Regions from separate parts of the Mus musculus genome. Here region 2 is linked to region 1. The links are chromatin loops, found by intact Hi-C in ENCODE. Cell type or tissue: heart. All regions are shown on one strand. Links, peaks and the distances in the headings refer to the core of each region. The heading gives the core; the rest is flanking DNA. Region 1 holds the start of Vps13a (vacuolar protein sorting 13A). Region 2 overlaps Rfk (riboflavin kinase).

Region 1 (8,335 bases), core at 25-8,024:
ATTTATTTATTATCTTTTGGTTTTTCAAGACAGGATTTCACTGTGTAGCCTTGGCTGTCTGAGAATTTCATCTGTATACCAAGATGACCTTGAACTCAGGGATCTTCATCGGCCTTTCCAGTGCTGGAATTAAAGGCATGTTCTACCACACCCACCTTAGCAGTGGGAATTTTAAACATGCCTTTAAAAAATATTCACATGAATGTTCATAGTGGTATCTATAATATCATAAAAGTTGGAAACAACATAAATGCCCAACCGATGACTCAATAAATATTCACACCATTAAATACTATTTAATCTACCCTTCAATAGTAAAGACATCTAAGATATCTTAAATTAAGGAAGCCAGTAACAAAAGAATATTACATGGCTACACTTAAATTAAATGTCAAGAGTCAGCAAATCTATAGTCAGAGGACAAATGGCTTCCAAAGGTGGGTTACTCATGAATAAAGAATATGTAATGTATGCTAATGAGCTGAGAAGTTTTTTGGGGGGCTGTGGGAAGTAGTTAAATGTTCTAGAATTAGTGGTAAGTGCTGTACAACTGTTACATTACAAAATAAAACACTAAATTGGAGAGTTACAAAGAGAGAATTTTATGATGCATAAGTTAAATCCCAATAGAAAAAAGAAGAGTAAGCAATCCAATTTAAAATAAGCCAAAGATCTGGCCATTTCACTGACAAAAATAAACAGCAAAAATCATGAAAATGTACCCAACACCTAGTAGCAAAGAAGCTGCAAATTAAAGGCTTAATTAATCACAGTGCTTAATACTACATACCTACTGGAACATCATTTTAAAATACTATTTTAGGGGTAGGAAGATGGTTTAGCAAGTAAAGTGTTTGCTATACAAACTTGAGAACTGGAGTTTACATCTTCAAAATTTACATAAATGCTAGGTGGGCATGGAGGCCCTCCTGTAATTCCAGCCTCCAAAGGGTTCCTCAGAGCAAGCTTAGAAAAATAAATAAATAAATAAATAAATAAATAAATAAATAAATAAAAGCATTTCATTTGGCTTAAAGTTTCTGAGTGTTGAAAGTCCATGATGGCAGAGTAAAGGAACAGCTGAGAGCTCATGTCCTGATCCACAACCACCAGGCAGAGGCACTGAGAGTTCAAACCTCAAAGCCAGCCCCTAGTGACACACACACCTCCTCCAGCCCCCAGTGACACACACACCTCCTCCAGCCCCCAGTGACACACACACCTCCTCCAGCCCCCAGTGACACACACACCTCCTCCAGCCCCCAGTGACACACACACACCTCCTCCAGCCCCCAGTGACACACACACCTCCTCCAGCCCCCAGTGACACACACACCTCCTCCAACCCCCAGTGACACACACACACCTCCTCCAGCCCCCAGTGACACACACACACCTCCTCCAGCAAGGACGTGTGTCCTAATCATTCCCAAACAGTTCCACAAACTGGGGATCACCAAGTATTCACACATGCAGGCAACCATATAGACCTGCACACCCACCGCACACACATACAAGGAAACAACATTTTAGAAGTGAGGCTAGCAATGCTCAAGAGGATAGTGCACAGCTACATCTTGATACAAAACTGGTGATGGTGCAACATAACAGAGCCATTTCAGACATCAGTGTCAAGGTGTATTAGTTAAGTTTGAGGGGTGGATTCATGGGGGAGGGGGGACCATAATAAAATGCTCGAGACTGGTTCTTATAGACAAAGTAATACATTTGGCTCAGTTTTGCAGGCTGAAAATTCAAACAGCATAGCAGCAGCTATGGTGAAGATCACACACACACACACACACACACACACACACACACGAGAGAGAGACAGAGAGAGACAGAGACAGAGAGATACACACACAGAGACAGAGAGAAAGCTCACAAAAAGAAACTGAAAGCTAAGGTGAGAGGCCACTGTGCCTTGTTAGGCCTACATCTAAAAGATCCAGCACCTCTTATCAGTGCCAGACTAGGGGCTAAGCTTCCAACATAGAACTTTTAGGAGACACAATCAGACTTTAACCAAATCCTATCATTTCACTTCTCATAAAGTTACATATTTACTTACCACTCACAATCCCACTGCTAGGCATTTACTCCAAAGAAATAATTTATGTTCACACTAACACCTGATGCACCTTGCCCTTTAACTGCCAAAAAGGAAATACTGCAAAGATGGCAAACCTGTGTCTATAACAAGCCCTAACGTCCTGCATACATCACCTTGTCCTGCCATTCCCGTGCTTCTGAGCAGGACAAGGTGATGTATGCAGGACGTGAATGACGCATGGACGACTTCTCTGCATTCTGTTAAGAAGCCTGACTCAAGCCGCTACACAGAAGCTGAGTGTGATGGCACAGGCCTTTAACCCCAGCACTCAGGAACCAAAGCAAGAAGATTCTAAGTTCCAGGCCAGCCTGGGCTACATAGTGAAACTGGATCTCAAAAAGAAAAAAGCTACAAAGCCAAAGGATTCAGTTTATAACACTCTTAAAAATAAAAGCAAACCAGCAGACTGTGAACAGATAAGTAACTGCCACTCGAGGAAGAATCAATTACAAAGAAAAGAAGTGGGAATTTCCTAGGCTTATAATCTTTTTGTATCATTATTGAGATAGTTGAAACATTCTTAAGGTTTATTAAAACAAAACTATTCACAAGACTCAACTTTATTCTAGGTAAACTTTAAATACATAAATTTGGTGAATTATAGTTTACACAGCCTGCACCTTAAATGTACAAAACATTTCACTACAAATCAAACCACTGTTCAAGTAACGTTTTCTTGTTCATTTTATTGTTTTCATCTGTATGTATGAGTGTTTTGCCTGTGTGTATGTCTGTGCACTACACGCTTGTGTGCAGTGGCCCCTAGAGCCAGAAGAGAAAGGCAGATGCCCTGGGACAGATGATTGTAAGCTGTCATGTGGACACCAGGCTTGGATCCAAGTCATCTGGAAAGGTAGCCAGCGCTTTTCACCACTGAGCCATCTCTCCAGGTACCAGCTCAGATATTCTTCCAGGCTTTTTTTCTGAGCTACAGAGTTTTGTTATCCTCACTCTGCAACTGAGAAGCAGCGCAGACTAAGCAACTTGCAAGTACCTGATCTCAAAGAGGCTGTGCTAGCTCTTACAGATCAATTGCCCACGTTATCGTGGAAGAAGGTACCTAGCTACATTGAGGGCTTGTTTGTTTAATAAAACTAAATTACTTGTTTTCATTATTTCAAAAATGAGAAGGCTCAAGATAAACGAGAACTTTTAGAAAGTTTTAAGTAAGTACATTATCAGAGAATGCACACACTATTTACACAAATAATTAACCCTAACTTTGGCCTGGAACGTTCATTTCAAAAAAGGCCTCTACTTGCTAATAGCTACTTAAAATAAACAAGAGTCTAATGCAATACAGATGGAAACACTAAAAATAAGACACTGTATTAGGTAAATCATTGCAGTGAAGGGGTAGATGCAGCCCTTCCCATCTAAGCAACAGAGAGGAGTGCTCATCACGTCTTCGTCAGGTCCGAGAAACGGAAAGCCCAAATTACATTTTGACCGTCTGTTTTCCTGCATTTTCTTTTCGTTCTTTAAAAAAACAAAAAACTCAGGTCTTACAAACACCCACATTCCCACCTGGTCAGGCTGCGACCTGAAAACCTAAGTAACTCTGAGATACTCTGAAAGGGGCTTTCCTTTCCTTTTATTCCCCCTGTCATTTGCCTGTCCCAGCTAAGCAACACCCAAGTCCAAGTTCAGTGGCCGGACCGGAACTCGCCTAGAAAGCACGGTGAAGTGGGGCAGGGAAGGGACGAAGGGTGTCTTCGCGGACGGCGCCTGGTCTTCACGTGCAAGTCGGCGTGCGACTCCCCGTGGGCTCGCCGGAGCCTTCCTGACAGCCCGGGGCCAAACTGCCAGGGATGCCTCCCTTGCCCAGCGGAGGCCAAGGGTCACCAGCACCCGGCCCCACCGGGACGCGAGGCTTCAGCCAGCGCCTCCCCCAACCTCACGGCTCGCGCCGCCCGCCCGCCCGCCCGGGAACCGCCGCCCCGCTTTACATAACTTGAAGGGCGAGGCGGGCAGCTGCAGGTGGCGGCGCCGGGCTGGCCAAGGACCGAAGCCACGAGAAACCGCGCCGCCGTCTCCCGCGACCCTGGAGCGGCGACCCCGTTACCTTTCCAAATGCCCAGGGAGAGCTGGGACTCGTCCAGGTTCACCACATAGTCTCCCAGGAACCGGTTCAACACTTCCACGACCACCGACTCGAATACCATTTTTTTTCCTCTCTGCCGCGGAGGGCACCGCGGCACTACCCGGGCTGCTCCTCCCTCGAGACGGCTCGGCTTACCGGCTCCCGGCCCGCTCCAGCTACGGTGCGGGTGCTGCCGGGTCCCCTCAACCCGACCGCGAGCCCCACAGAAGGAAGGTAGCCGCTCGCACCACGCGTGCGCAGCTCGGGCTGCGCGTGGGGGCGTGACCGACGCGGAACTGGAGGCGCGGCCGGGAGCGAGAGTGAAGGACGGCGGCTGCGCAGCCGCGGGCCCGCCCTTGCCCGCGAGCGGACCGCCGGGCCTCTCCCGCCGGCCGCGCCTCCTATCCGTCGCTTAGCAACAGAACACCAGTCGAGCGCTGGAGACCCCGCCCCGGAATGATTCTCCTTTTTACCCGCAGCGAACTTTCTCTAGGAGGCGGGGCGTGATGATAACCGACAGGAACGCCGCTTCCGAAAGAGAAAACTAAGATCGCGGGATCCAAAGAGTGGAGAGTGTACAGCTTGGTGCGAGGTTGCGGGAAGTTTCCTGAGGCAGTTTCCCAGGACGCTTTTCCCCCATTATTACCAGTTGTGAGGTTCGGCCAGCCTTGGTGCTTGGGTACTTCCTGACGTTCTCCCTTCTCCTGGCAAGGATGCGAACTGGCCCTTCAGTTGCCTTCCCTTACTTCCTCAGCTACTAATCTGTGCTGAGGAGGGGCGAGGGAGAGTAAAGTTGGGAGATAAATTCCAAGTTCTTAATGTGCAACTGCTCTTGGCACCTTTTTCCGGTCAAATCATTTATGTGAAAGCCGCCAGTCATGTTAAAGAGTAGCACGTTTGAGTCAGTCCGGAGACAGCAGAGAGCCTGCCAAGAACCAAGAAAGACACCTCTGAGCCTTAGTGGCCAAGCTAAAATAAGTAGTGTCTCCGCTCCACGCTTGGACTTAGAGAAAATTGGTCCCAAAGTCCTGAGGTCACAAGACAGAGGTGCAACTTACAGAACCGACATTAATCCTCTGAGGATTTCAGAGGCAGCAGTACACTTTCAACTTTCTCTTCGCAAGGCACATCCTGATTTGGCACTGAGTGTATTTTGTGCATAGTCATCAAGTATCTCAAATTTATTTCAGAAAAAAAAAAGAGCAAAAATAGTGTAAACTTTTTTAAGCTTTTAAAGAATATATTAGCATATATTTTACAAAATAATGGGTTTCATTATAACATCTTGATAAATGTGTATATTTTGGTCGTTTATTACCCATGACTCTTTCTTGTCCTATTGACTGATTCCTTCTTCCCAAATAGGACCCCTTCTGTTTTCATGGATTTTTCTATCAAGATTCTAAACCTTCATCCATGTTGGTTTTTTTTAATGAGTTTTTATTTAGCACAATTTTAAATTTCATTTGTGTGTGTGTATAAGTGTTTTCTACATCCGTACCTGGTACCCTCAGGAATAGCTCTCTGGTTATTGGCGTTACAGGAGGTTGTGAGCCTCCATGTGGGTGGGTGCTGGCAACGGAGTTCAGGTCCTCTGAAGCAAATGCTATTAGGCAGTGTCGTCTCTTGAGCCTATTCTAAAATTTGATCCCAGAGAAGATATAAAACACTGGACTGCTTCTCCTATGGTCCCCAAGGACAAACGCAGATATGATTCCATCAAAGTTCACGTTGGAGAACCAATGAGTTTGTTGGGCTTCCTTAAAGAGCATATCTGAGGACTTCGTTATGGGAGTGTGGGTGTGGGAAGTACTTACCCAACAGGGATGAAGGCTTCTCCATTGTAGCTTCATAGACAGAACCCACTCTTCTAGTCTTCCCCATCCACAACCCCAGTTTGTCAGTCCTCAAACTGTGGGTATCCACAAGGGTCCTGAATAAGCCTTTCACAGGGGTCGTCTAAGACCATTGGAAAAAGAAAGATATTTGTATTACAATTCATAGCAGTGGCAAGATTAGAGTTGTGAAGTAGCAACAAAAATAACTTTATGGTTAGGAGTCACCATTACATGAGGAACTGTGTTAAAGGGTCTCAGCAATAAGAAAGTTGAGAACCACCGTTCTAGTCCCTCCCTGAGGCCATGTGCAATTCAAGCACAGTCACATACCACAGGTGATAGTACAGCAAGGTACGCTCCTCCACCAGCTGAGACAAGCCTTTTACAAGGGGCTACAGCTGAACAAGATGGAGGACACCTGGCTAGGAGGACAGTCACAGCAAGGTCTGAGGATGTTTGCTGCATGTTGTGTGATTGTTCTGAGACACATCTTCCTGAACTCTGTACATGGAGTTGACCTCAAACTCGTGGAGATGTATGTTCCTGCCTCTACCTCTCAAATGCTGGGAATAAAGGCTATTGTCACCACACCTGGCTTATTTGACATAGTTTCACATAGTTTTTCTTTTGAAGGGCCTTTATGGAGTTTCTAAGTCAACTTCATGATCTCAGGGACACTGAGGTATTAGGAATTTTTCCAAAGTCAAAAACGAAATTGGACTTCCTGATTCATCATATTTGAGAATATTCACATATTTCTCAATAATAATAATAATAATAACTTGTTTTGACTTATTGCTTCTATTTTTAAATGAAAGAAAACAAAGCTTGTTGGAAGGACAAGCAAAGGAGAAAATTCTTAAAGAATCTTACAGCCAATATTGATGGTAATATAAGTAAACACAATCTTTGTAAATGCCAGCCTGTAAGTTCCAACAAGCTGATCCATCTGTGTGTGCATATGTTAGTGTATACATACTTACATGTATGTAAGTGTATGAATTTTGCCTTAGCAATCCTTCCAGAGATTTAAGCTAAGAAAAGAATTTTTAAAAATTAAAACCTATTCTTATAAGAACATTTATTAAACCTTTGCTTAAAGAAGCAAACTTAAATATTCATTAGTAGAGAAGCTAGGCAAATTAACATATACATGCATACACTAGGTTAACAATGCAGGAATTAAAATGAAAACAAAGATTTATAAAATGAGAGGTTATCGCTCTTATCTTGGGAGAAAGGACTAAATTGTTGTGAATTGTCAGCTAATTTTGACTGTACAGAATATACAAAAGTCTGGGAATATATTCACCAAATGTTAACCACAGCTATCTCTAGATGATAAGGCTTTTGACAGTGTCTATTTTCTATGCATTTTTTTTTTGAAGATGAAGACATACACAGACACAGTCCAAACCTCACTGGGCAACTCATATGGAATTGGATTTGAACGCTCAAAAGTCTGCCTAAAAACTTGATCTGAGCAACACATAAATGCAAAGATAAATCTTGTTCAACAGCACTAACAGCTGGGGAAAGGAAATCAGAGCTGCAGTCATACATGTGAATTTTTCCCTTATTTAACCCAGCAGTAAAGCTTTTAAAAATAGTTATGATCTCCAAATGCTGGTGAAACTATTGAGAACCAGGGTCATTCATATACTAAAAATGAGAATGTGAAATGCTATAGCCTCTCTGAAAAAGTTAGATCATGTCTGCAAAATCTAAGCAAACAATGTCCATGCAAACTAGCAATTATAAGCCAAGACATTTATCAAAAAAAAAAAAAAAAAGTGAAGGCAACTGAAGTGGGTCAATGAAGAGTGAGGAAGATAAGCCATCCATCGGAAGTACCAAAACTCATTCTGATTGTCTGGTAGCAAAGAGCACAATGTTCAGTAGCCCACTGTGAACTGAACGCACGATCGATCCTGACTAACCTTGTTCATTCGCTCTAACCAGCCTCCACATCTGCGTCAATATTAATTTATCCGGATGAGAGATCTTTCAGAAATGAACTCTCTGCTGACTTGCACTTTTGAATATTGACAGAAATCTCAATTTCCTTTCCCTGTTCATGTTCCTTCCTCGGTGATAATTTAAGGGGGAAAAGTCTACAGCACGTGGAAGTAGCTTTTGTCCTTTATACGGAATTCATGTGCAATGTCAGCCATAAAAATAAATTCATAATTATAAACAGTGCTATTGATATATTTGAACCTAATGAATACTGTTAATGTGTTTTGATGGGAAGATTTAGTTCAAAGATCAGTTATTAAGCAATATCTACAAATGTCTAGA
Region 2 (8,335 bases), core at 40-8,039, 620 kb after region 1:
TACCTGTTTTATTCAGTCATTTTTATTGGTCTCACTGTGTAATTTTACCTGGCTTGGAACTCCCAGAGATCTAGCCACATGCCTTTGCCTCTGCCTCTACCTCTCCAGTGCTGGGATGAAATGTGCCATCACGCCCTGTTGGTTTTGTCTGTTTAAGGGTCTATTTAAGCTTTATGGACCACCTAACAGACTCAAAAGTGAGGCCCTTTTAAAAAAAGCATTTCTTTGCATCATTGATTGCCTTAAGACACTGCTTACTGTAGTATGCTTTAACCTCATCCCTCTTCTCTCCTGCTCACTCTTTCTTTCTTGTTGTTTCATTCTTCCTTTTTTTTTTTTTTAGCGTTGCTGGGAATGGAACTAGGCTTCATATTCAGGGCCACATTCTACTTAGCCTCCTAACCCTTCCATCTAAAATCACCTGGAGGGTATAGTCTTTTTTTTTTTTCTCCTGCCCTACTTTTCCCCACAGCTTACATACTTAGCTGACCTTGAACTCATGAGCCAACCTCTGCCTCCTGAGTGACAGGCCTGTGCTAAAAACTTTTAACATTGAGGAGTTAATAAGAGAAGTGTGTCACAGAAAACTGAGTTAAAATGCTGATGTAAGAGACCAGTGGCTCGAAACCTTCTTAATGCTGTGGCCCTTTAATACAGTTGCTCATGTCGTGGTGACACCCAACCATAGGGTATTTTCATTGCTACTTCATAACTGTAATTTGGCTATGGCTATGAATCATAATGTAAATATTTTTGGAGGTAGAGGTTTGCCAAGGGGGTCAAGAGCCACAGGTTGAGAACTGCTGAAATAGTAATGCCCATGAACTCCTAAGGACTTCAAGTCCCTAAGGTTGTGTTGCTGTGAGAACACTCATCTGTTTTTCTGTGGGGCGAGGAAGGAAAAGGGAGGAGAGGTTGTTTCATTTCCTCTTTAAGCTACTCAGATAACAGAAATACTATTATCAAGCCCATTTCTGGGCCGCCTTGAATTCTTCTGAGAGGATAAACACAGTTACCCACGATCAGGATGCTCGTGCAGTTCAGGGCAGGCTGTTTATTTTTAATATTGTTATATGTCAATATCAACCATCTGTGAAGAATATTTTGCCCTAACAAAATAGTGTTGTCCTATTAATTTTAATACAGCCCAGGTAATTTTCTCTTATAGCAAGTGTTTTTAATAATCTAATTGGTGATCAAACTCAGGTCTTCTAGATTGGTGGCCAACCACCTTTACCACTAAGCCATCTCACCTGTTTTTGAGAAAGGCTTTCCATAGCTTAGTCTTGCCTAGCTCCTGAGTGCTGGGATTGCAGGAGCCATTGTCTGTCCTTGGGTCCTTGAGCACACTGTCTGACTGTCCATAGGATTAGAACCTCTACCAGGGTAAGCCTGAGACCTTGCCCATACCTAACAAGTCTAACACTGAGCTGTATTCAAGTGCCCCACGCTCCTTTGTTTATTATTTGAGATGACTTCAGTAAGTTGCAAAGGCTGGCTGTGAATTTGCTCTGGAGCCCAGATCCTCTTGCCATAGCCTCCTCAAGTAGTTGGAATCACAGGTCGGCACCAGCAGGCCTGATTCTTGTTAGTGTAAATTCCCCAGTCCTCTTTTCAAGTTTCCTTGGATACTTTGGATACTTTTGGTTTTACCATATAAGTATTAGAGAAGCTTGTTGTTTGTTTCTGTTGTTTTTATTTTCAAGAGACTTTTTTTTTTTTTTGGTGATTCTTTTTTTTTTTTTTTAAGATTTATTTATTAACATATGTAAGTACACTGTTGCTGTCTTTAGACACACCAGAAGAGGGCGTCAGATCTCATTACGGAGGGTTGTGAGCCACCATGTGGTTGCTGGGATTTGAACTCAGGACCTTTGGAAGAGCAGTCAGTGCTCTTACCCGCTAAGCCATCTAGCCAGCCCCTCAAGAGTCTTTTTAAATGTGGATATAAAAGAGAATGTGTGCCAAGTACTTCCCTCTAAATTGAGAAGATGGAGAAGTGTAGCAGCTGTTAACTGTCACTGACGGCTCTGAGAAGCCTGGAGGTGCATGTGCAATGCCTTCAGTCTCAGTCCCCAGGAGGCAGGAGCCAGGGGAGCTCAAGGCTACCCGGAGCTGCATTCAGGACTGCCTGCAAAGACCCAGGGTGTGGTGTATAGGTGTCTGGGGTGCTTACCCAGTGAAAGAAAGACTGAGTTTGATCCCCAGCAGGGATGGAGGAAAGAATCTCCAACCAGCTGGATGAATTTCAGGGTTTTGTTTTTTGTTTTTTCAACATAGGGTTTCTCTGTGGTGTAGCCATCACTGTCCTGGAATTCACTCTGTAGACCTCTAGATCTTGGGAATCAAACCTGGGTCTTCTGGAAGAGGACCCTTTAACTGGTCATTGAGCTGTCTCTACAGCCCCACTCCACCCCACCCCAACTGTTTTAATCTTTTTCAACATTTTTGTCTATAGGAAACACACATCATCCATACCTTCAAAGAGGACTTCTATGGGGAAATTCTCAATGTGGCCATTGTTGGCTATCTCAGACCTGAAAAGAACTTTGATTCTTTAGGTAAGAGTTTATATTAATCTTTGATAGTATTACAGCTACTTCTCCGAAGGGGACAGGCAAATAATTGAGCACTTTTAATTCAGGGTTAGGCACTATTTTAAGTATTGTACAAGTTAATCCCTCTTACCTTCAGTAGCCATGTGAGGTGGAGACTAAGTGCCTTAATCTGTTTTCTGTTGCTCTGACCTAGTACCAGGTGTTCCTGTGGTTTTGGTTCTGGAGTCAGAGCATGATAGGAGCATGTATTCAGTACTTGGTGAAGCCTTCTTGCTGCCTCAGTGGGTGGGCACCACAGGGTAGGGCCAAGAGAACTCACTCTTGTATCACAGCCATTTTCTGTACTCAGGAATCCATTCTGTCCTCCTGACCCACTTCCCAAAGTTCCCATTCCCAAATACCTTCAACCTTGAGGACTTAGTTTCTAGTACCTGAGTTCCAGGGGACACTCAAGTCATAGCACTTAGTGGTGAGTGGTGGCACCTGGCATCTGACCCTGCAAGGGTGGTTGGGCAGTATGTGCTGCAAGCAGTAATTAGAGATCTGCTTCTGGTGTCTTCAGGTGCCTGTTGGTATAGTGTGACATTAAACCCTGGGAGGTGAAGGGTCTCTTTACAAGAGAACACTTTATGTAACACTGGCTTTCCCTGGAGAAAAAGACGGTTCCAACATTGACTGAATCTCTGTCCTTTCCCAGGGCTGTGGCTAGGGTGCTTAGTCAGTGTTTTTAGGAGGGGCTGAGCAAAGGAATAGTAACATGGATTATTAGAAGTTTCTTTTTTTCTTTTTTTCCAGAGTCACTTATTTCTGCAATTCAAGGTGATATTGAAGAAGCTAAAAAGCAACTGGATTTACCCGAACATTTGAAACTCAAAGATGATAATTTCTTCCAAGTTTCTAAAGGCAAAATTATGAATGGCCACTAATGAAAAGTCCCTTACCTGCCTACCACTAGTGTCACGCATAGTGTCACAGTGCTTCTGATACACTCTCATCTTGATCATATTTTAAATCAAGCGTTTTCCTGTAGCTGTCAAGTGGTCTCCAGCAGTTCACTCCATCATGTTGCACAGTACTAAGAGACTCATTCAGAAATCAAGACTTTAGATGTAATATGTTGATTAAAATGTAGCACTAGAAAGCTTGTACTGAAAATAAAGTCTGTGAGTGTGGGTGGAAAAGCAAGTTCCTGAGGAAAATGAGGACTGACCATAGTTCTTGTGACTGAGTGTGCTGGCACTGGTGAGCCCAGCCAGCCTGTGCTGAACAGAGGCTTTTCAGGAAGTGCACCACACACACACACACACACACACACACACACAGAGCTTACCCATGAAGGAAAAATTAGAGTTACTTTTCTCATTTTGTGCATTGATATATTTTTACAATCCTGCAAACTTCCTTGAGTCACTCACGACTCCCCCTGAGGTCACTTCCTGGTAGTGTCCCAATGCTCTGTGTGCAGTTACTTCAGGTTGAAGTTGCCTTGATCGCCTGCCCCTCATCAGGGCTTTTGCTTTTCTTCAAAGTACTGAGGATCCAACCCAGTGCCTTACACGCCAGGCAAGTGTGACCACTGAGCTAGGCTCCCGCCCCCTTTACTTTTTGAAGCCATACAATGGATGTCTATATGTTGCCTTTTTGAAGATTAGGTGGTTTTGCTCTTTAACATTTTTGTGACTTTGGTTTATTTTCTTCCCATGTCGCCCAGAGATTACTTGTGTGTGTGCCATTCTGCTCAAAACTAAATGGTGGTCAGGTTCAAGTAAAGAAAAATAAAACAAGCTGCATTTATAGACTTGCTTGGAATTGAAATGAACATAGCCAGTTCCTACCCAACCCTGCCCTGCCTTTTTTTTTTTTTTTAAAGTGTGGTCCTGTGCTTTCAAAGTAAGTACAGTTCTCTATGACCAGGCACTTAAACATAATTTAAAAGTCCTTGTAGCTTCAGAACCGGATAAGTTCCAGTTGCATATCTCTATATCTCCTGGTTTCCCTCTTGGTTTTCCCCTGGTTCCTCCCCTTTCCCTCTTGGTGGCCTGAGTTGTTTATGTTGGCAGAAGGTTGACATTGGATGCTCGATTGCTTCAGCCTCACCGGGGCATTGAATCATCATTTGTTGAATGGCAACAGGTTTGCTGGGGCAGAGGCACTGCCTAAGTGGGAGCATGCACGTGAAAATAGAAAGGTAATTTAACAACACACAGACACCCAGAGACTTGGTCTCTGCATGTGTGTAGAAGTAGTGGTGTGGGGAGGGATGGGACTCACTCAGCCCTGTGAATGTGTTCTATGGCTGAGCAACATCCCTAGCCTTCAGAATAGAATTTTTGATGTTGGAAATCCTGTATTTAAAGGAAACCTTAATTATCAATGGATTTATGAAGGAAAGTTAAAAACAAATATGCACAGTACAAAATAGATCTGTGGCTTTTTTTTTTTAAAGTAAGAATAGCTTGTTAGTATATCAATGTTCATGGCTAATGTTATCTCATTTTGTTAGTCGTTATTTTGGAATTACATGATGTGTGATTTAGGGCTTAGTTAATTCTCTAGAATTCAAAAACTATTATTGATGTATTAAAAGAAATTACGGTACCACGTTGATTAGTCTGAATGTTTGCAGGCATTGGAATAAAATTTGACTTATTTTTTCCCTCTTCCCCTGTCAACCTGAATCCTGTATCTGTTTGGGGTATACTGGCTGTTTGTTACTATACACCTGTATTTACAATCCTGAGTAGACCTATCAAGTAAGGGTGCTCATGTGACTAAGAGCTTTATTTTCAAGGACCCTCCCCCTCCCAGTCCCCCCATCTCAGGGGTCTTTCCTCCTTTTAAAAGACCTTACAAGGTCTCTATATCTGGCTATCCTTGAAAGTACAGAGATCCATGTGTGTCTTCCTTCTGAATGCTGGGATTAAAAGTGTGCATCAAGCCTGGCCAAGACACACACACCACCACCACCACCACCCACCCACCCTTTAAAATTCCTGTAGCAAGGTGACTTTACATGGAAAGGATTCAGAGGATATCATTACTCAAAAAGTCAACTCTTTAAGAATAAAGGTTCCTATTGGGAGCTAAAGGAGCCAGACAAGTCTAACTCCTGTATAATCCTCAAGATTGTTTTGTAACCATGGATGTGCCACAACCCCACACATTGCTGCAGGGCATTCTTTCCATTTGTTACAAAGAAGTGCATTTCAGCACTCATCTGAATGAACTCTGAGATGACTTAGCAGCTTGCAGGTAGGGCACTTAGGTGATGGGGAGGTGTGAGAACCAGTGACTTGAAACTTACAAGGACCATCTTCCTTTCCCAGTGCTGTTGTCTTCCAGTTCCCCCTTGTACTTGGGACAGAAGTGAGACTGATAGAGAAAAATCAGTTTCATTGTTAGAGACTGAGCTAGAAAACAAATCAGATCTGCCAAAGAGGATGTGATCATAAGTCAGAAACACTGGATGGAGAGTTTTCTACAGACAGCAGAGAGTGAGTTCTTGAAAGGACTGCATTCCTGAGAGTTACATGTCTCTGTAACTCCATGGAAGTTACAGAGACAAAGTTCAGAGCTGAGATGGAAGGAAGGACCATCCAGAGACTGACCCACATGGGGATCTATCCCATATACAACCACCAAACTCCGACACTATTGCATATGGCAACAAGATTTTGCTGACAGGAACCTGACATAGCTCTCTTGTGAGGCTATGCCAGTGACTGGCAAATACAGAAGTGGATGCTCTCAGTCATCTATTGGATGGAGCACAGGGTCCCTAATGAAGGAGCTCGAGAAAGTAGCCAAGGAGCTAATGGGGTCTGCAACCCTATAAGAGGAACAACAATATGAACTAATCAGTATCCCCCAGAGCTGTGTCTCTAGTTGCATGTGTAGCAGAGGATGGCCTAGTCGGCCATCAATGGGAGGAGAGGCCCTTGGTCTTGCGAAGATCATATGTCCCAGTACAGGGAATGCCATGGCCAGGAAGCAGGAGTGGGTGGATTGGGGAGCAGGGCGCGGGAGGGTATAGGGGACTTTCGGGATAACATTTGAAATGTAAATGAAGAAAATATCTAATAAAAAAAGAAATCCCATAAGCATAAAGTATTAAACCATAATATATAAATAAAGCATGTGTTTTGAAAGAAAGAAAGAGATAGAGAAAGAAAAAGAAAGAAGGAAAGAAAAGAAAGAAAGAAAGAAAGAAAGAAAGAAAGAAAGAAAGAAAGAAAGAAAGAAAGAAGAGAAAGAAAGAACTGAATGTATAGAGAAATGAGCGTGGCCACGCTATGTAAAGGCTGTGGAAAACCAGGTATGGTAGCATGCTCCTGGGGCTCTAGCGTTAGTGAGGCTGAAGCAAGAGCACTTCAGCACTGAAGTCTGAGGAGACCAGCCTGCCTCAGCACAGTAAGATTATCTTTAAATAGAGGAAGAGGGGCTGATCTAGGTATGTAGTTAAGGGGTAGTGGCTATACTTAGTATGTGTGAGGCCCTGGTTGCAATCCCCAGCACCAAACCCAAAATAAGAACAAAGTCACCAGCGTATAGTGTTCAGAAAGCTGGGAACCAGGATGAACCTTCGAGTTGGCTTTCTGTCCATTGCTTTGCTTTGGTTTTTGACACAGCAATTCGTTATGTGTGTAGTCTAGGCCCTTTGGGAATTCACTGATGTCATTGTGCCTTGGCCTCCCAAGTGTTGGGATTATGAGTGCTCTGTCATGCCTGGCTGGCAGTAAATACTATCATGCTACTGCTCAAACCTCAAGTCACATGCGTGCTAGGCAAGCAGTCTGAACAGCTCCACCCCAACCTCTTGAACCCTTATTACTTGTTTCTGGCAAGAACATTTAGTATATCTTAGCATGAGGTCTAATTTGTGTATAGCCCTTGCTGACCTTGAATTCAGAGATCCACCTGCCTCTGCTTCCCAAATTCTAGGATTAAAGGTGTGTCCCACCATACTCAGCTTAGCTTGGTTGGCTTGTTTCCTGTTTTGTTTGTTTGTTTTTTATTTTGTGTTCATTTGTATGTGTGTATGTTGTGTGTGTGTGTGTGTACACCATGGTGTGTCAGAGGATAACCTTGGGAGTTCTCGTCTTATCAAGTGGTTCCTGGGATTGAATGCAAATTGTCAAGCTTGGCAGCAGTTGCCTTTGTAACACTTGACCATCTTGCTCGCCTGGGTAGTAACTTTTAAGAAACAGGGCCTTGAGTTTAAACTGCTACCTAAAACTCCCCAAGTGCTGGGATTGCAGGTGCGTGGCCCTGTGCGGCTGAACTGTGAAAACTTCTACCTGGGTTTCATTAGGCAGCTTGCTTCTTCCTCTGCAGGCCACATCTCCCATTTTTATACCAACAGCTTTATTTTCTCCATTTTATGTGCATGAGTGTTTGTCTGCATGTATGTCTGTAAGCCACATGCCTGCAGTGCCCAAGGAAGCCAGAGGGTGTCAGATGTTCTGGGGCTGGCCTTATGGGCGGTTTTGAGCCATTGTGTGAATGCTGGGAATTGAACCCAGGTTCTCTGAAAGGTATTCTTAATTGCTAAGCCATCTCTCCAGCCCCCAATTTTAGTTTTTACTCAGTGTATTCCAGAGCTACATTTAATGTTTTGGGGATATAAAACTGGAAGTCGTTGTAGGTCATGAGGTGTGGGTTCTATTCAGAGTCATGTACACCAATTGCTTGCTGCCAACCTAGCCACTCAAGGGAATTCTAGGTCAACACAAAGGTCCTTTTAGACTCTTGAGTTTTCTATGATTTTTCTGGGGCTA

The links. Hi-C counts contacts between places; a loop is a spot of excess contacts. Peaks named below come from ENCODE experiments on the same cell type or tissue, not always from the same donor. Only the 100,000 strongest peaks of a DNase experiment are listed, where the experiment ranks them.
Region 2: it touches region 1 in a loop (2.7-fold over the local background); 9 of 42 quality-filtered maps call a loop at or near these places.

What each region holds. Positions count from the first base shown.
Region 1 is chr19:16,776,492-16,784,826 of GRCm38, forward strand. It overlaps Vps13a (vacuolar protein sorting 13A), which reads right to left and starts at 4,442. Exons shown (of 72, transcript NM_173028.4): 1 at 4,179-4,442. The coding sequence starts at 4,278. In heart, for the core only: no CTCF peak of the experiment used is centred there; DNase peaks (open chromatin) are centred at 3,880 and 4,620; H3K4me3 peaks cover 2,497 bases; H3K27ac peaks cover 1,710 bases; H3K27me3 peaks cover 516 bases.
Region 2 is chr19:17,396,120-17,404,454 of GRCm38, forward strand. It overlaps Rfk (riboflavin kinase), which reads left to right. Exons shown (of 4, transcript NM_019437.3): 3 at 2,459-2,561; 4 at 3,354-5,230. The coding sequence ends at 3,484. Among named protein-coding and RNA genes, the nearest start is that of Rfk, 6.2 kb to the left of the region's middle. In heart, for the core only: CTCF peaks have their summits at 1,812 (motif pointing right) and 4,004; a DNase peak (open chromatin) is centred at 912; H3K27ac peaks cover 310 bases.